Regions from separate parts of the Mus musculus genome. Here region 1 is linked to region 2. The links are chromatin loops, found by intact Hi-C in ENCODE. Cell type or tissue: left cerebral cortex. All regions are shown on one strand. Each heading gives the region's core, and the rest is flanking DNA. Links, peaks and the distances in the headings are about the cores only.

Region 1 (7,958 bases), core at 1,697-6,696, 630 kb after region 2:
TATAGAAAAAAATGTTAGTACTTCAACTTGGATTTCAATTTATAGAATGAACACATCTTCATTTTGACGTAAAATTGATAGTAAATAGGGTCCATGATCTTTTAAAGTTGGGCTCTCCATGCTGTTAATAGTGTCAGCATAAAACCTCAGTGTACTTAATGCCCAGCTTCGAAGGAGGCATTCCAGACAACAGGAGTGGCCAGTTCTTTCTGGCTCTGTTGAGAAGCCTTGATCAAGCATGCGTAGAAGTATGGCCAGCTCTTACAGACTTGAAGCCGATTCTTTCAAGTCTTCTGCCCCTGCCCCTGCCCCTGCCCCTGCCCCTGCCCCTGCCCCTGCCCCCTGCCCCTGCCCCTGCCCCTGCCCCTGCCCCTGCCCCTGCCGCTGCCCCTGCACAGGTGATCTTCTGACAGCCTCCATCTCCTGTTTGAGGCTGAGTAAATCCATCAACTAGAGCCCCGGAACTGGCTGAATGCTCTGTAAACCCATTAGCTTCTTAGCTTGTTAGGCTGCTTGGTACGTGGGGTTGAGTACGTGAGTCACATCACCTGAACCTTCCCATCTGATGGAACATCAGACCTTAGGTTCTGAACAGCTCAGTTCTGTTTGGCGATCTTGAAAACCACTACCAAGTCCTTTCAAAGCCTCAGCCTGTCTCTTTGCATTGCCTCTAGTGTCACTTAACATCTATGCAGCTTGCTTTGTCGGAACCTCAGACCGCTGAGGATGGCTTAGCTTGTGTTCTCAGGGAAGGAAAGTAGGTCTCGTTCTTGTATGCCCAATAGTAAGACCATGGAGACCCCAGGATGCACAAAATAAAGTGGAGAATGGGTGAATCAGTCTCACAGATGAAGCAGTGGTTCTCAACCCTTTAATACAGCTCTTCATATGCTGTGACCCTCAACCATAAAATTCTTTTCCTGTTACTTCATAGCTGTACTTTTGCATAATGTCAATGTCTGAGTTTCCCAATGGTCTTAGGCGACTCCTGGGGAAGGGTCATCCAGCTCCCAAAAGGGTGGAGACCTACAGGTTGAGATTCGCTGAGATAAATGACGAGCCAAAAGAATGTGGCATTTCCCTACCAAAGAATATTACTCAGTCATAAAGAAGGAAGGAAGCTCTGACATACATTGTCACACGGGTGACGCCTGACCCATGCTAAGTGGAATAAAAGTGACAAGAGGCAACCGGTGTATAGTATCTGAGAAAAGACAGAGACAGAAAGCACATTAGGAGTTCCCTAGAGGTTAAAAGACTGGAGTCAGAGCATACAGGGCTTCCAAGGGCCACGAGCATGTTCTAAAGTTGACTGTGCAACACTAAATGCATTGAAAACCATGGTGTTCCATGCTGTAAGCAAGTGGTTTGAAGAGCATACAGGTGATTTCTCAGTAAAGGTCTTTTTCACTGGATCATTTCCTGTGAGTTTCCTCACTGGGGTTGCCTTCCACTGGCCATGCTGCACTTATCATAATTACTCTAAGTGTGAAGATCTGAAGGCGTCTATTACGGAGTCCTCATGAGGAACCCAGAAGCCATGGTCTGAAGCTGACACCCCAGGACTCAGTCCACAGCAGAAGAATGAATTGTGAGCTGAGAAATTCTGACCCTTGTTTTCCTAGAGTGCCTGTCAGTGGGGCCTGCAGTTTACAACCAAACACGCATTTCAAGGAAAGCCACTAATAGAAACTTTCAACAAAGGCTCTGGGTGCTTTGTCTTCATCAACTTGACAGGAGCTAGAGAGCCAGGGAAGAGGGAGCCTCAGCTGAGACACTGCCTCCTCAGAGGGCATGCCTATCTGGTATCTTATTAATGATGGAGGTAGGAAGGCCCAGGGCCCACTGTAAGTGGTGCCACCCATGGGCATATGGGCCTGAGCTGAATAAGAAAGGAAGCAGAGCGAGCCATGGAGAGCAAGCCAGTGAGCAGTACTCCTCTGTGGTCTCGGCTTCATTTCCTGCCTCTAGGTTCCTGATTTGTGCTCCCGCCCTGGCTTCCCTTGCTGATGGAATGCTACCAGGAAATGTAGCTGGAAATAAACCCTTTCTTCCACAAGTGGCTTTTAGTCATGCTGTTTCTACAGCAACAGGGAAAGCAGACAAGATATGCTCAACCTGAGTGCTGGGTGCTAGGTGCTGAGTGCTAAGTGCTGGATGCTGAGTGCTGAGTGCTAAATGCTAAGCTACACAGAACTGAGGCTTTAAATTCATCTGGCTCAGGCTGCCTAAGGGGCTCTCCCCAGTTTCTGTCAGGCATAGTAGACACTTCCTCTGCACTCGAGAGTCCCTTGCCTCACTTCTCCGAGGGTGCTTCTTCACCCTTTCTTATTCTATTCTCTCCCAGCAATCTCTTCCTTCCACTTCAGAAAGTCTGAAGTTGGTGTTTCCAGGTGACAAAAAAAAAAATTTAATCAGTTATTTCCTGCTTTCATATGCTTGTCCCTTCAAGCTTTTGGAGCACATATGATTCTTTCCCCTCAAGTCATTACCCCATCGGGTCAGCGAACGGCTTTCCCCAGTATGTCTGCTGAAATGAGCGTTTGACTCTCTGACCAGCTGCATCCCTCCTTTCTCTTTATATCCTAAAACTAAACTCCCTGACTTCCCTGAGGGAATGTGCTTTGGGGTGACTTTGGAAATGATCTACAAAACCAGAGGCAAAGAAACACTGTGCCATTTACAGGTGTCAGAAAGGGACTACGGGCGCTCTCTAGCTCAAGTGATTTGGGAATCTGACTTTAGCACAGCCAGCTCTGGATCCCAAGGTCTGATGCTTCCCCAAACTGTCATCCTCTTTCTCTTTTCTATCATCTCCATATGGCTGGGTGATCATCCCAAAACACGTCGAATCCATTCCCAGTGGTAAGAAAAAAAGAAAAAGAAAAAGAAAAGAGACAGAGAAAGAGAGATGGACATAAGGATAAAGAGAGAGAAAGAGGGAGGGAGGGAGGGAGGGAGGGAGGGAGGGAGGGAGGGAGGGAGAGTCATACATCCCTAGGTTCTGGAGCAGAGACTAAAATAAGACTCTAAATTCTTTAAAGTCAATTTGATTTTGTATTGACTATTGGGGCTGCTGAGAGAGCTCAGTGGGTAAGTGCATGCTTCCACCCCACTGCTCTGATTCCTAGGACCCATGTTGTGGAAGGAAAGATAGAACTCCTTCAACCTCTATACATACACCATGGCACATTCAAATACATGCCTCCCCCTCACACATGCACACACACACAGTCTCAGAAAGTCACGCATATAGTCCATTCTCTTCCAAAACTAATCAATTTTTTAAAATATAACTTTTAGACTACAAATGAAAATGACTTAGCTGGTTCTTTCAATTGTGAAGTAAAATTAGCCCTCTGGAATAAAAGCCTTAGATGCTCAGAGGCTTCAGCAGAGTGAAAGTACGCATCCCTTAGTGAAGTACGCATCCCTTAGTGATGAGGACCAACTTCCCAAATACAGGTAGATGATTTGACAATGAGAAATGACTATTTTGGGCCACCGTAGCACTTAAAATATCAGGGTGTTAAGCAATACTAATTAAAGGAATTGATTTGGGAGGGAAAAAAAAAGAGGAAATCACTGCAAGAAAGGTCAAAGACTTAATTTAAAAAAACAAAACAAAACAAGAATGGTTTTTCTCCTAGCTCAGCTCTCCGGGTATTCACACACATTGTTTGCATCTTTGTAGCAGGAAATGGGGATAGTATTGGGGGTGTGGTAGATCCTCTGTTGATCTTCCATCATGCTAGGATATTCAGAGCTGAAGCCATTTCTAGGTGGTTGGTGATGACAGTGGCTCTTACAGCAAAGATAGTCTTTCCCACGGAACAAGGAGGCCACCAGTCTAGCTATGGAGGGGAAGGAAGATTACAAGGGGGCGGGGAGGAAAAAGGTCATATAAAGAGGAATTTTGGAAGACTCCCATGCCTCATCCTGGGACTCCTACCCCAAAGAGAGGCATCCTGTTTGTTTTCTACACCAAGTAACCAATGACCGCATACTTGGTGACTTAGCACAGCACAGCTCCATCATCTCACGGTTCTCCAGCGTGTCCTTCCTAGCCCTCAGCCCAGGATCTCTCCAGGCAGAGTCAAAGAGTCAACTGGATGCATTTCTCCTGGGGGGGGCAATGGGGGCAGAGCTCTCTTTCAAGCTCATGCTAGTTGTTAGCTAAACTCCTTTCTTTGCTGTTAGTTGCCAGCCTGGCATGCCCTTACCTTGTGGGTTACCTGCCACCCAGTGACAGTCCTTAAAGACAAAGTCCTCTCACACTGTCTCACATTTCCAGGGCTTCTGTCTTCTCTGTCCTGCCCTTGGATATGGTCTCATGCTCCCAGGTCTGGAGAGTTGAATCACACCTTCAAAATCCTTCACTGCACCACTGGTATTTAAAGGAGAGAGCGCAAGAGGCACACCTTAGAGCTTCCCTAACCCAAGAGGCATAATCTCCCTTCTCCACATGGTAAAGGTTGAGGATGCCTATTGGCTAGCCTTGCTTCGATTGGCATTCTGGGAAAGGTCACTGACCCTTGGGGGATGGCCCAGGCCTGGCCACAGCTGTAAGAGAACAGGAAGTAATGAGCATTGTTGTGTAGGTGTTTGAGGTCAGAAGAGCCCAAGGCAGTTCTTCTAATTACCCAAGGCCTCCTCATAGTGAGCAGACCAAAGCGAAATACTCAGTCATGGAGAGGTCCTGTAGGGCATGCGGCAGACTCTGTGAGATCAAAGGGCCTGGAGCAAAGCCACAGACACCACAGGGGGAGTCTGACCCGCTCCTGCCTCCTCAAGGGAACCAGGAAGGATCCAGAATTTTCTGCCAGAATCCCTTCGTTCTGAAACAAATGAAACTTACTCTCCCCCCATGACTCCTAGAAGAGTTGAGGAGGTAATCAGAAAGCTCGGGTAGAGGTCCCAGGAGACCCATGCTGACCTGAGCCTGGTTTGATTTTCCTAGAGGTAGGCACATTCCAGGGCTTTGGTTTTAAATTGGGAATATTGTGATGAGCCCATTTCTTTCTTAACTTACTTCCTTCCTTCCTTCCTTCCTTCCTTCCTTCCTTCCTCCCTTCCTCCCTTCCTTCCTTCCTTCCTTCTTTCCTTCTTTCCTCCCTTCCTTTCTGCTCCTCCTCCTCTTCTGCCTCCTTCTTTTTAGATAAGGTGTTATGATGTCCTTCAGGGTAACTATAAATTCTCTACCTTCCTTCTCATCTCTGGAGTCACAGGGCTTGCCCATGTGCACCGTCTTACTAGACTCTAAATTGAACAAAGATTTAAATGTAATTTTTGCTATTTTGTGATGTGCACACACACATACACACACACACACACATCGGTTGGGAAGACCTTCTCAGCATGGGGCAATCCTTAGGTACACTGACTGCGCTCACCTGGCTTGCATCTTGAGGACACCCGCAGTCTCCTTCCTGACTCAGCACTTTGGTCCACAGTCTCTAGCTTCATTCTCATGGCAGACAGCATTGGGATCTAGACAGGAAGGAGTAGGTGTGTCACACAGTAGGTGAGTGTAAAAACCCCATCTAAAAGCACGCCACTCAGGACACATCACAGGGCCAACCCTGGAAGCTGATCCTTCGATTCTAAGTATTTTCGACATTTGAAAACTCTTAAGAATCTAAAAATTTCCCCAGACCTATCTTTCTCCGTGCTTTATTTAATATTAATATTAGACTAAACGCCGAGTGTTCATCAATGGTGAGGACTATTCACAAAGCACCTCCTGACTAGAAGGCTGTGCTCAAGACCCCAGGCAGACCTGACCCCCTGGCTAAGCAGCAGTCTCCTGCCAGCAGGAGCTCACCTGCCTTCCGCCTAGATGACAATTGGAAAGCCAGAACAAAGAGCAGGTTGACCAAGGACGAATTTGGTGTGATGCTTCCCTCTTGTGGTCAATGTGCAGCTTCGGAGAGAAAGGAAAGATGCTCCAAAGGTCTCCCATGTCTGGGGTCCGGCACCTGTTCAGGTAAGCCACTGGGCCTGGGACTAGGTGGACTCAACCAGCTCCCACCACCCCTGGCCACCCAAGGTCACAGATCTCACAGGAAGAATCCTGTTTCCTCATCTTCAGCTCTCCTGCAGGTAAGGCAGGAAGAGAACAGGCTCCTGAGAAGTCCAGGTGTTCAAAGAGGCCCACAGAACGCAGTCTTGATGGCAATTTAGCATCGCTCCTGGGCTAACTCTGTAGGACAAAGTAGTGCTTGTCTGTCAAGTGATGCTGAGGCTGTCAACTGGCCATAAGCCATGGCTGATGACCACAGAGAGCAGCTGGTGGTGTGGCACTCTCAGATCTCCCCCTCATAATTCTTATTCTGTATGTGGTGCAATGGTGTGTGTGTGTGTGTGTGTGTGTGTGTGTGTGTGTGCGCATGCGCGCATATTGAGTAAAAGCAATTTTAGGGAACTATATTTTTATTTATCTTGATACACAAAGCTTTAGCCTAGGAGGCTAAGAGTATGTAGCTCAAAGGTAGAGAACATATTTAACATGCACAAGGCTCCAGGTCCAGTCTCCAGCACCAAATGCAAATATGATTGATTGAGAGAGCCCCTTCCTGTTTTCTCAATATATCCAAGTTCTTCATGTTCAATGCCTCTGGAAACTGACAGGCCACAAGCTCACAGGGCCACCACACCACCTAGCCACCACCATGGCCCAATCCAGGAGCCTGAAGGAAGATGAACATAATCATGTTTAACTTAGCACATGAGGGTCCCAACGAGAACAAGCCAGCAGAGGGCCTAGAGTGTGGAGGTGGGAAAATGGTAGGGAAAGGGCAGAGGGTAGGTGGAAGAACCTGGGACAGATTCCCAGATTGTTTCTCTTGTCTCCAAGGAGGCTGCACAAAGGGGAACTAATTGCTTAAAAGTTGTCTGAGATGACTTGTCTCATATTTCATTTACAGAATGCCCAGGATAAGGCTGGAAGTGGAAATGCCAATGAGAGCTGGAGTTGGGGTGTTCTGGCTGGTTCCCTCTCGTTCCTCTCCTGTCCCTCCCAATGCTAAGCTATGTGGTTCCTAATGCCCTAGCTCGAGAAGCCCTGTCTCACTCTAGGGAAGCACCTAGTCAGCTGCTTCTACACGAACTCCTCTAGCATCCCTCTCCTGCCTTACACCCAGGATAGCCAAAGATGGATGAAAGAACAGGATTCTTCCTGTGAACTAAGACAGAGTCGTTTAACCCCGCTCGTTTCAGCAGCTGAGTCGTGAATGAGGACAAGAATTTCAACAAACGTTTTTGAGTTAAGGGTAAATGATTGATGGTCCGTGTCACTGTATGCACAGATGCCGGGCGTCATCATGGGCACTAGAGACACCAAAAGACTGGCCTCGTGAAGCCCACAGCCCAGCCGGCAATCAGAAGACGGATGAGCATTTGAAAGACAAAGGCAGCGAGCGAGCTGTGGGGATGCTCTGTAATAAGGCATGGTTTAGGGGGTCTATGAGTTTATCTCAAGGGAAAGGGGGAAGCAGTATGACTCGCTAAACAAAGACATGGTGGCACTCAGAGAAAAGAACATTCCAGGCAGAGAGAAGGCCATGTGCCAAGGCCTGGAATAGCAAAGAATATATTACAGTAGTTAGAAGAGAAGCAAGCAGCTCGACCAGAATGAAGGGAGAGAGGCACACAGCAATGGAAACAGGGTCACTTAACTCCTGATTGAGTTGGACTTTCCCTATAGACAATAAGAAGCCACTGGTTAGCCTTGAGCCGGGAAGCAACAGTACCGGTTGTAATGTTTTTTTTTTTAAAATGGCCATTTCTCTAGTTGATGTGTGGAGGATGTATAAGAAAGGGAAGTATAGCCAGGCAGTGGTGACACACACCTTTAATCCCAGCACTTGGGAGGCCGAGGCAGGCAGATTTCTGAGTTCGAGGCCAGCCTGATCTACAAAGTGAGTGGCAGGACAGCCAGGGCTACACAGAGAAACTCT
Region 2 (7,958 bases), core at 1,590-6,589:
CTGTGACAAGACTCCTGGTAGAAGCCACTCAAGGAAGGAGATGTTTATGCTGGTCACTGTAGAGGTTGGTGCTGATGCTCAGGTCCTGTTCCCCAATTGGTTCTTGATCCATCAATAAAGACACCAGCGACCAATGACTGAGGCCGGGGCGGAGCACTTAGAGTTGCTCAGGAGGATGCAAGCAGAATCGGGAGATGGGGAGAGAAGAAGCAGGGAGTAGCTGCAGGAGATAGCACCAACCAGCCATGTGGGTTTCAGTTTGGACTGGCTCTATCCGGTTATGTCTGGGTGGCATGGGAGGTTTAGCAGCGCTCGGTCATTGGTTTAGCAAAGGCATTTAAGATGAACTGGCGTGTGTGTCTGTGTTTTCCATCCATGGATCCAATATTTTCTGAGCAGGGGCTGGTAGCACGGCCTGTGCCCAGAGTTAAGGCGGAGTAGTAAAAGCTACACGAAGCAGGTCACAGTGTCAGAGGGCTGCACTTTGTTGTAACAGGGAAGGCAAACTGGAAGGGCCCTGTCTGTGGTGGTGGCAGTGTGATGGGGGACATTTTCATGTGACACAGGCCAGAAATGTCAAGCATGGTTGGAGCTAGACTTGAATGGTCCATGCTCTGCTACACTGGGTAGAACATCCAGGTGAACTCTCATGGGTACCCTTCCCATGAGGCACCTGACTCCTGATTTCATTCAGGTCCTGCAGCAAGCATTAAGCCTGCTCATGGTCCTTGTGTCCCACCTTGCACATGGCTGGGTGGACTTCTCCACCCATGTGACATGCTACTTGGTTGGTCAATGAAAGGTAAACAGAAAAGGTCCCCAGAGAGACTTTAGAAGCCAGGACAAGGTCGTCCATGCCCTTTCCCATAACAAGATAACTCAAAAGGTCTATGCTTGGATGAAACATACATAAACCAGAACCCTCAACAACTTCAGAGAGTAGAATTTGCCTGTCAATCCACACTGGCCATGTGACACGAACCAGACTCAACTTGAAATCTGTTAGCACCGCATAAACGTGTATATCCTGACCAATGCAAAGTCCCCAAATGTCTGGAGTTGAAGGGAGTATATGCCACAGGGGGCTTTGGATCCCAGCCTCTAGTGTGCCAGGCCAAGAGTCAGAACACAGTTGAAGAACAGTGGCTGTGATCTCCTAGAATTCATGCCGAAATCGCCACCGTCTTGACTTCTTCTGTTTTGAAAGACATTACTAGATTGATCTTTCTCTGTAACTGCCAGGGATTTGCCACTGCAGTCAGAAATGAAAGAAGGTAATTAGGACTTAGTTCTCCAGAGCTGGCTTTTAAAAGAACAGCTAGCCCTCATTTAAGGGCTCTGACAGCTCATCTGAGGTCGGCGCAGTGGCCCTAGCTCACCCTGTGAAATGACAATAGCATGTAGCTGTCTACAGTGTTGGGGACATAAGGAAAGTACTAAAGTGTGAAGAGTGGCCAGGCTGTGTGCTCCTTGCTTGTTCCTGATACCCTATACCCTCAGACTTTATTTCCTGTGAGCTTCCCAAGAGGGGACCAGGAGATCCCAATGACCTGGGATTTGGGGATTTGTGGATCTGTTTGGTTAGAGGAGCTGAGGTGGCAGGTTTGATGCCAGAGGCCTGGCTTTGGAGTCCTCAGCCCCTGGACAGGATCCTCTTCATATGCTGTAGTCTCTGAGAAGGTATCACAAGTCTGACTCTCTTGACCTGCTATCAGCTGGTGAGCATCTCCACAAATAGCATTTCAACACCTCCCCCTGGATGCGCCTGGGAAAGACCCTGGGGATAAAGAGGTGGCGAGGAAAGGTCTCTGACTTACAAGCCTGTGCTCTGTTGGCAAATTGTAGCTCGTGGTCAAATCCAGCTGCTCACAGCATTTGTCTGTATGATTTACCAGAAAGCTGCCATTCCGTTTGTCTGGCCCTTCACTGCGGCTGTTATGGCATGGGAAGTGCAGAGAGGACAGTTTCAAGAGCTGCTATGGTCCATGCAGCCTGACTATATATCTGGCCCTTTACAGAAACAGCCTGTAGACCTCTTTCAAGTGGGTTCTGAGTCTTTCTTGGAACCTGAATCTGAGAATTATTCTCTTAAAGGCCAGTTCTGTGAGGGCTTCTGGGAACTGTGTTAATGCAGAAAACTCAGGTGACAGAGGACTTGCACAAGGAAGGGAGGGGACGTCCAGCTGCTGTGAGGTCATAGTCTATGGCTGCTGCTTTCTCTGTCAGCTTAGAAATGGGGTCTGCCTCTTCTGATCCCGGCAAAGTGAGAGAGCAGAGGCGGCTCCCATCACCATGGCTGGTTCCCCGAAAGAGGAATTTAGGGCTCCCTGACCATGATGCTACCACACCTCTCTTCCCTTATTGTTCCGGGAGGTCCTTTGCCTACCAGGTGGCCAGAGTCTGATGTGGTACCCAGCTGCCGACTCGTTAGGTCCTCTGGGTTTTCCGATGACAGCAGGCAATTTTGTGTCAGCTCCAAGGAAAACTTTTGCTGCTGCAGCTCCCCATAGACACAGAGAAAGGGGACAGGACAGAAGTTTGTGAGGCTCCCTTGATTTTCACAGGAGAGATGTGAGAAGCCAAGGATCAAGGCAGACAGGAAGCCCCTGTGCACCAGCAGCATTCCCACAAAGACACATCCACCGCCTTTTCACTGGAATGCCCAGGTTAGCTCACACTAGCAGGGAACCCTGGCCATATAAGCGATCCAGTAAGTCACTGTGCCATAAAGCCTATGATCTTCTAAGAAATGCAATGACTTGGACCTCAGTCTTCATGTGGATAATGTGCTGAAACCATCTATAGGATTTACTCACTCAGGCTGACATTGTGACATCACCTCACAGAGACCTGGCCAACTTTAGCATCAGTGAGTGGTACCTCTTTGACAAAGCCATCTCTGACCAGGAGTGGTTCTGGGACCTCGATGCTAGGAGTTGTGAGGAGGAATCTCCCACAAGCTGTCATTCAGTTCTCAATGGAGAGGGTAGGGGAATCATACAGGGCCTCGCATTCTTCCTCCTGCTCCAGTGTTGTCATGGAAACATATTCAATTCATCTCAGCAAATATGGGCAGTGAGGAGCAAGGCATGTCCCTACAGAGGCTGGAGGGATGGGGCTGCAACGATGACTGTGACAATGGTTGTCATTGCCCTCAAAGCCACAAAGCAGAGACAGGAGTAAGGAGACAATCCCTGAAGTAAGGTGGACAGGAGGGGGCCATAAAAGGAATCACCGAGTGACACGTCTGGGTTTACATCTTACCTCAGCCACAACAGATAAAATAAATTGTTGCATTCATTAATTAACTCATCTGAGAAGTATTGATTGAAGACTCAATGGGTACCATATAGCCAAGATTCAAGGATGTATGGATAGCTTAGCTTAAAGGAGGTAGCCTTCCTTGTTCTGGTGGAACTTACATGTTCTAATGAAAGGACAGAAATAAAACATGGGAATGAGTTTCTGAGGGTGAGGGGGCTAAGAAGAAAATAGGCAGATGGGCAAGACAGCTCAGCACGGTGGCGAATGAAAAGTGAGGAGTGCCAACTTATGAGAGTGTTGGGAGGGTGTGATAGGGCAGTATGTATGATGGATTTCGGGCTGGAGTGTAGCTCAGTAGGAGATGGCTTGCTTAGTATTTCTGAGTCCTTAGGGTCCAGCCTCACCTGGGTTCTATTTCTAGTGCCAAGCACACACACACAATCTATTTAACTCAAAGCCTAGCTGGAGGGAACTGGTCTTCAATATTATTTAATAGAATATTAAAACTCAGGGAGTTGATCTCTCCTGATGGATGTGAAGTGAGTGTTAGGTAGTAAGGGGCCAGAACTTGACCCAGCTCTTGCCAAAGAGTAAAGTTCCAGGGAGCAACTGCATGGTTGATGTCTCTGCTCTTGGCTCCTACATATCCCGGGTTTTCTCTCAGATGTCTACCACATTGAATTAGAACAACACGAATGTCTCTCTCTCTTCTAATCTACAGATTACATAAAGAGAAGGACAAGCTCCCTTCTCTGATAGTTAAATGAGATATGGCATTTCACATTTTGCATGAGCAAGCCTGTACGAATGAGGCGCAGAGGCAGGGCACCAGAGGCAGGAAGGACAGTGTGAGTCCCGGACTGTTTGAAAGGAACAGGTAATAGATCAGCCATGTAAGAACCCTGGGGCCCAGGGAGGGAAGTGCGTGGACTGAGATAGACCAGCGAGGACAAGTGACCTGAGATCGTGAAAACTTGATGATCCCAGATCACACTGGGAAACCGTTTCTGCTTTTTCAAATGCCTATAATGGGAGGTGAAAAGAAATCCTGGTCTCTAGAGGACATTGTAGGGATGAGGCCAGCTTGTTGTGGCTACCATCACACTGTCCAGGACCCCACTGTCCTGTCACTACTACATATAGGAGCAGACTCCTGAAGGACATATCTGTTCAGCTATTAATCATAATAGAAGATATATACTTGGTACTTATGACAGTCAGGTGTTTTTGCTAGACATTTTTGTTGGTCTTGGTAACATCCCTACAACTAAGAGTTCTTACCACTCTTGTCTAACTGTGACAGTCTGAGGCTTATAGGTGCTAAGTAAATGACCTGTCCAAGGTCACATAGGTAGGAGCTGGCAGAGCCTGTATTGACTCTAGAGCTGAGGCTGTTCACACTCTTGGCATGATCTTTTTACGTCCCTCAGAGGTATATGGTAAAACCTTAACACTTGGGGTGATGGTAGTAAGAATTAATGCTTGAAGAGGTGACTGTGTCATGAAGGTGAAACCCTCTGAGAATAGTGCCCTTCCAACAAGGCCCTGAAGAGGTAATTTGCTTCTATTGTGCAAACACAGCTGGAAGACATGATTTATGAAACAGAGTAGGCCCTCTCTAGATGCCAAATCCTCTGGTGACTTAAGCTAGGACTTCCAAGCCTCCAGAACCGGGAAGAAAAAGATCTTTAAATCAGGTACTCAGTTTATGATATTTATTATATCAGCTTGTGTGCAAGACTTGAAGACTGCTTTCCCATCTGCCAAATTATGTTTCATTATTGCCTTGCCCTCTTCTTGGCAGCAGAGGCAGAGGCAAGGACTGAGTACCCATGCTTCCTTTGGGAGCGACATAGTCTGGATAGGAAGAAAGGGACTCAGTGGGTGAGAGGAGAGGCAAGGTGGGAGTGTCCCTGTCGTGAGTCACCACTTGAGGAAGGGTGATGAAGGGTATTGAGGGTTAAAGCAAGGCTGTCTGTGATGATATGGATGGTGACCTCGAGTAGGGTGTGTCTAATCCTACTTCCTGTTATCCATGAATGGCATGCTACCTAGACCAGAAGTCCCTCCAGATGTTATTAAGTATTTTGTAATAACAAGCTCACACTAGAATATCTAAGTAGGCCTTACATCTAATGCCAAGAGATCTACAGGATAGATGGACAGACAGAAGAGGAAGCTCGCTTAAAAAAGGCAAGAAAGTGAATCGCCCTTAACCCATGGGTCCCGACCCCTTTGGTGGTCAAATGACCCTTTCACAGGGGCCACCTAAGACCACTGGAAAACAGGTATTTGCGTTACGATTCATAACAGTAGCAAAATTTCAGTTAGGAAGTAGCAATGAAAATGATTTAATGGCCTAGCGGGGGGTGACCCTTTAATACACCATGAAGAGATGTATTAAAGGGTCACAGCATTAGGAAGGCTGAGAACCATTGCCCTAGAACCTACAGGAAGTGTGGTGCTGCTCACATGCTGATGCTGGTACTTTGGGCTTAGAAACCCTAGAGAGAGTAAGTTTCTGTTTAAAGTCATCCTGTTTGGGCCACCCTGCTTTAATGGCCTCCAGAAATCAGTCTCATGTATTCGGTCATGTGAGATGGCTTCACACAGTCTATTCTAAGAAGCAGTGAATCTCCTCTTTGCTTGGGGTGAAATTGCTCCACAAAGGAGTTACTTTCTCTCCCATGCAGCTGGCCGCTGCAGGGCTTGGGTGGGAACTACTTGAAAAACATGAAGCTGTATCCCTAGGTGAAGAGCTCATACATGGCCACAATAGCAGGTCACAGGGCTAGGGGCTCTGAGCCCATAGCATCTGATCAGCCCTAGGTGCTGAAGGCTGCCCAAGGCTAGGTAGAATTCATGGGTCCCAATAGCCACAGGTTCAATAAATAGTGAGATATTCCCATAGTACCAAGGACACTCCAAGAGGGGCAAAAAGAAACCCATAATTGATGCCATTTTAAAAACCCTCTTCCAGCCATTTCAGCCCCAATGGTTCTGTGGAGAATCCACCAGTTGCTGCTTCTCCAGTGTGCAGTCATCTCCGCTGACTAAGCCTGCAGGCCAGCTCTTTGGGCAACCTACCCCAGGCCTGCTCCTTTGACTTAGTTTGTCTTAAAGTATGACAGAAAGGCTTAGGATTTGCCAGCTTCTCTGACAGGACAGGGTGGTCTTGGGCTACAATAACATGGGCCAGTTGTGCATTGTAGCAGTCCTGTCTTGAAGCCGCACAGGAGAAACTCCCCATCTCTGACCCCCGCTTCTTTCCCAGGACGCAGTAGCATTTCCTGTTTGTGTGCATGGGGCCAATGCATATGAAGAAACCAAAATAATTGTGAAGGAGACATGGGCTCAGGAGTCCTGGGCTGCAGGACCAGTAGCAGAAGCTACCTACCTTGATCTTGCAGAGAAGTGGATTGGTTTGCTAAGGCCACCTAACAAAATACCACAGACTTGATGTCTTGTTATCAAATACATTTTCTCACTGGCTAGAGATTCAAGATCAAGTTGGAACAGGTTTGGTGTCTTCTGAAGTCTTTCTGTCCTCTTGCTGTGTCCTCATGGGGATCTTTATACACACATAGCCCTGATGTCTGTGTGCTCAGATTTATTCTTTTGATAGGGACAGCAGTCAGAGTTGGTTAGGACTGAGTTAATAGTATGTGCCCGCTTAAGTAGACCATGAGACACCCTCCTATCTGATCTATCTTCTTCTGGAGTTCCTCGGGAGGCTACTTTTGCATCAGCTTGGCATTCACATTAGGAGACAGAGGGAAGCTGGTTTCTCCTCCTGTTGTGGGTGGCTCTCATTCAACCAATTGAAAGCCTGAGACCAAAAAAAAGTTGTTTTCTTCTCTGAATAAGAAAGAATTCTTCCTGGAGGCTGGCCTTTTCTCCAGGTTCTTGGCTTGTGCTAACCTTGGAACTCTCAAGGAAACATCAGCTCTCCCCAAGCCTCTACCTGGCAGCCCTCAGGCTCGCACGTACACAGTTATTTCCCTTTGGTATCCGGCCCTTTGCTTGGATTGAAGCTCTCCTGTCAGCCTCCCGTCTCCAGCTTACCCTGCAGCTCTTCAGCCTTGAGATTTTGCTGGTCTCTCTAACTGTCTAAGCCAATTGCCTCAAGCGTATTTGTGTGTGTGTGTGTGTGTGTGTGTGTGTGTGTGTGTGTGTGTGTGTTCATGTCCTTGTGTCATGGGTGCATCCTATTGATTCTCTTTCCCTGGAGAATCCTGTTCAACCAGGTGCCAACTCAAGAGTCTTTTGATTTAATCACCTGGGTTTCCAAAATACACTCTTGGATAGTGGGAGTTTGGGCTCTGATACCTGAACTCGGACAGGATCCAACTTGGTTCCTAACGACCATCAGAGAATCCCCTCTGTCCTTGGCATTGCTCTTTGCTGCAGGGAGTGTTCTTGACTGCTGACTTAGAGTGAAAACTCACTAAGTTGCTTAGCCCATGAGAAGATGAGAAGGCGTTGGGACTCTATTCCTCCAGAGCAAGCTATAGTTCCTCCTATTTTCAAAGGATCTGGAACCCATGGGCTAATGTGGATATCAATGATGTCAAGGTGGTGGCTAACTTTGGGGCCTCTCCCCACCACACCTTAGTTTGTGCACTTCCAGATGCCTTTAAAATAGTGCCATTCACCCTTGCTGTGAAGGTCATCCAGACAGGGAGGTGTCATTT

The links. Hi-C counts contacts between places; a loop is a spot of excess contacts. Peaks named below come from ENCODE experiments on the same cell type or tissue, not always from the same donor. Only the 100,000 strongest peaks of a DNase experiment are listed, where the experiment ranks them.
Region 1: it touches region 2 in a loop (9-fold over the local background); 32 of 42 quality-filtered maps call a loop at or near these places.

What each region holds. Positions count from the first base shown.
Region 1 is chr5:75,212,649-75,220,606 of GRCm38, reverse strand. No RefSeq gene overlaps it. Among named protein-coding and RNA genes, the nearest start is that of Mir7025, 40 kb to the right of the region's middle. In left cerebral cortex, for the core only: a CTCF peak has its summit at 5,904 (motif pointing left); DNase peaks (open chromatin) are centred at 4,737, 5,905 and 6,221.
Region 2 is chr5:75,841,278-75,849,235 of GRCm38, reverse strand. No RefSeq gene overlaps it. Among named protein-coding and RNA genes, the nearest start is that of Gm32727, 130 kb to the left of the region's middle. In left cerebral cortex, for the core only: no CTCF peak of the experiment used is centred there; no DNase peak of the experiment used is centred there.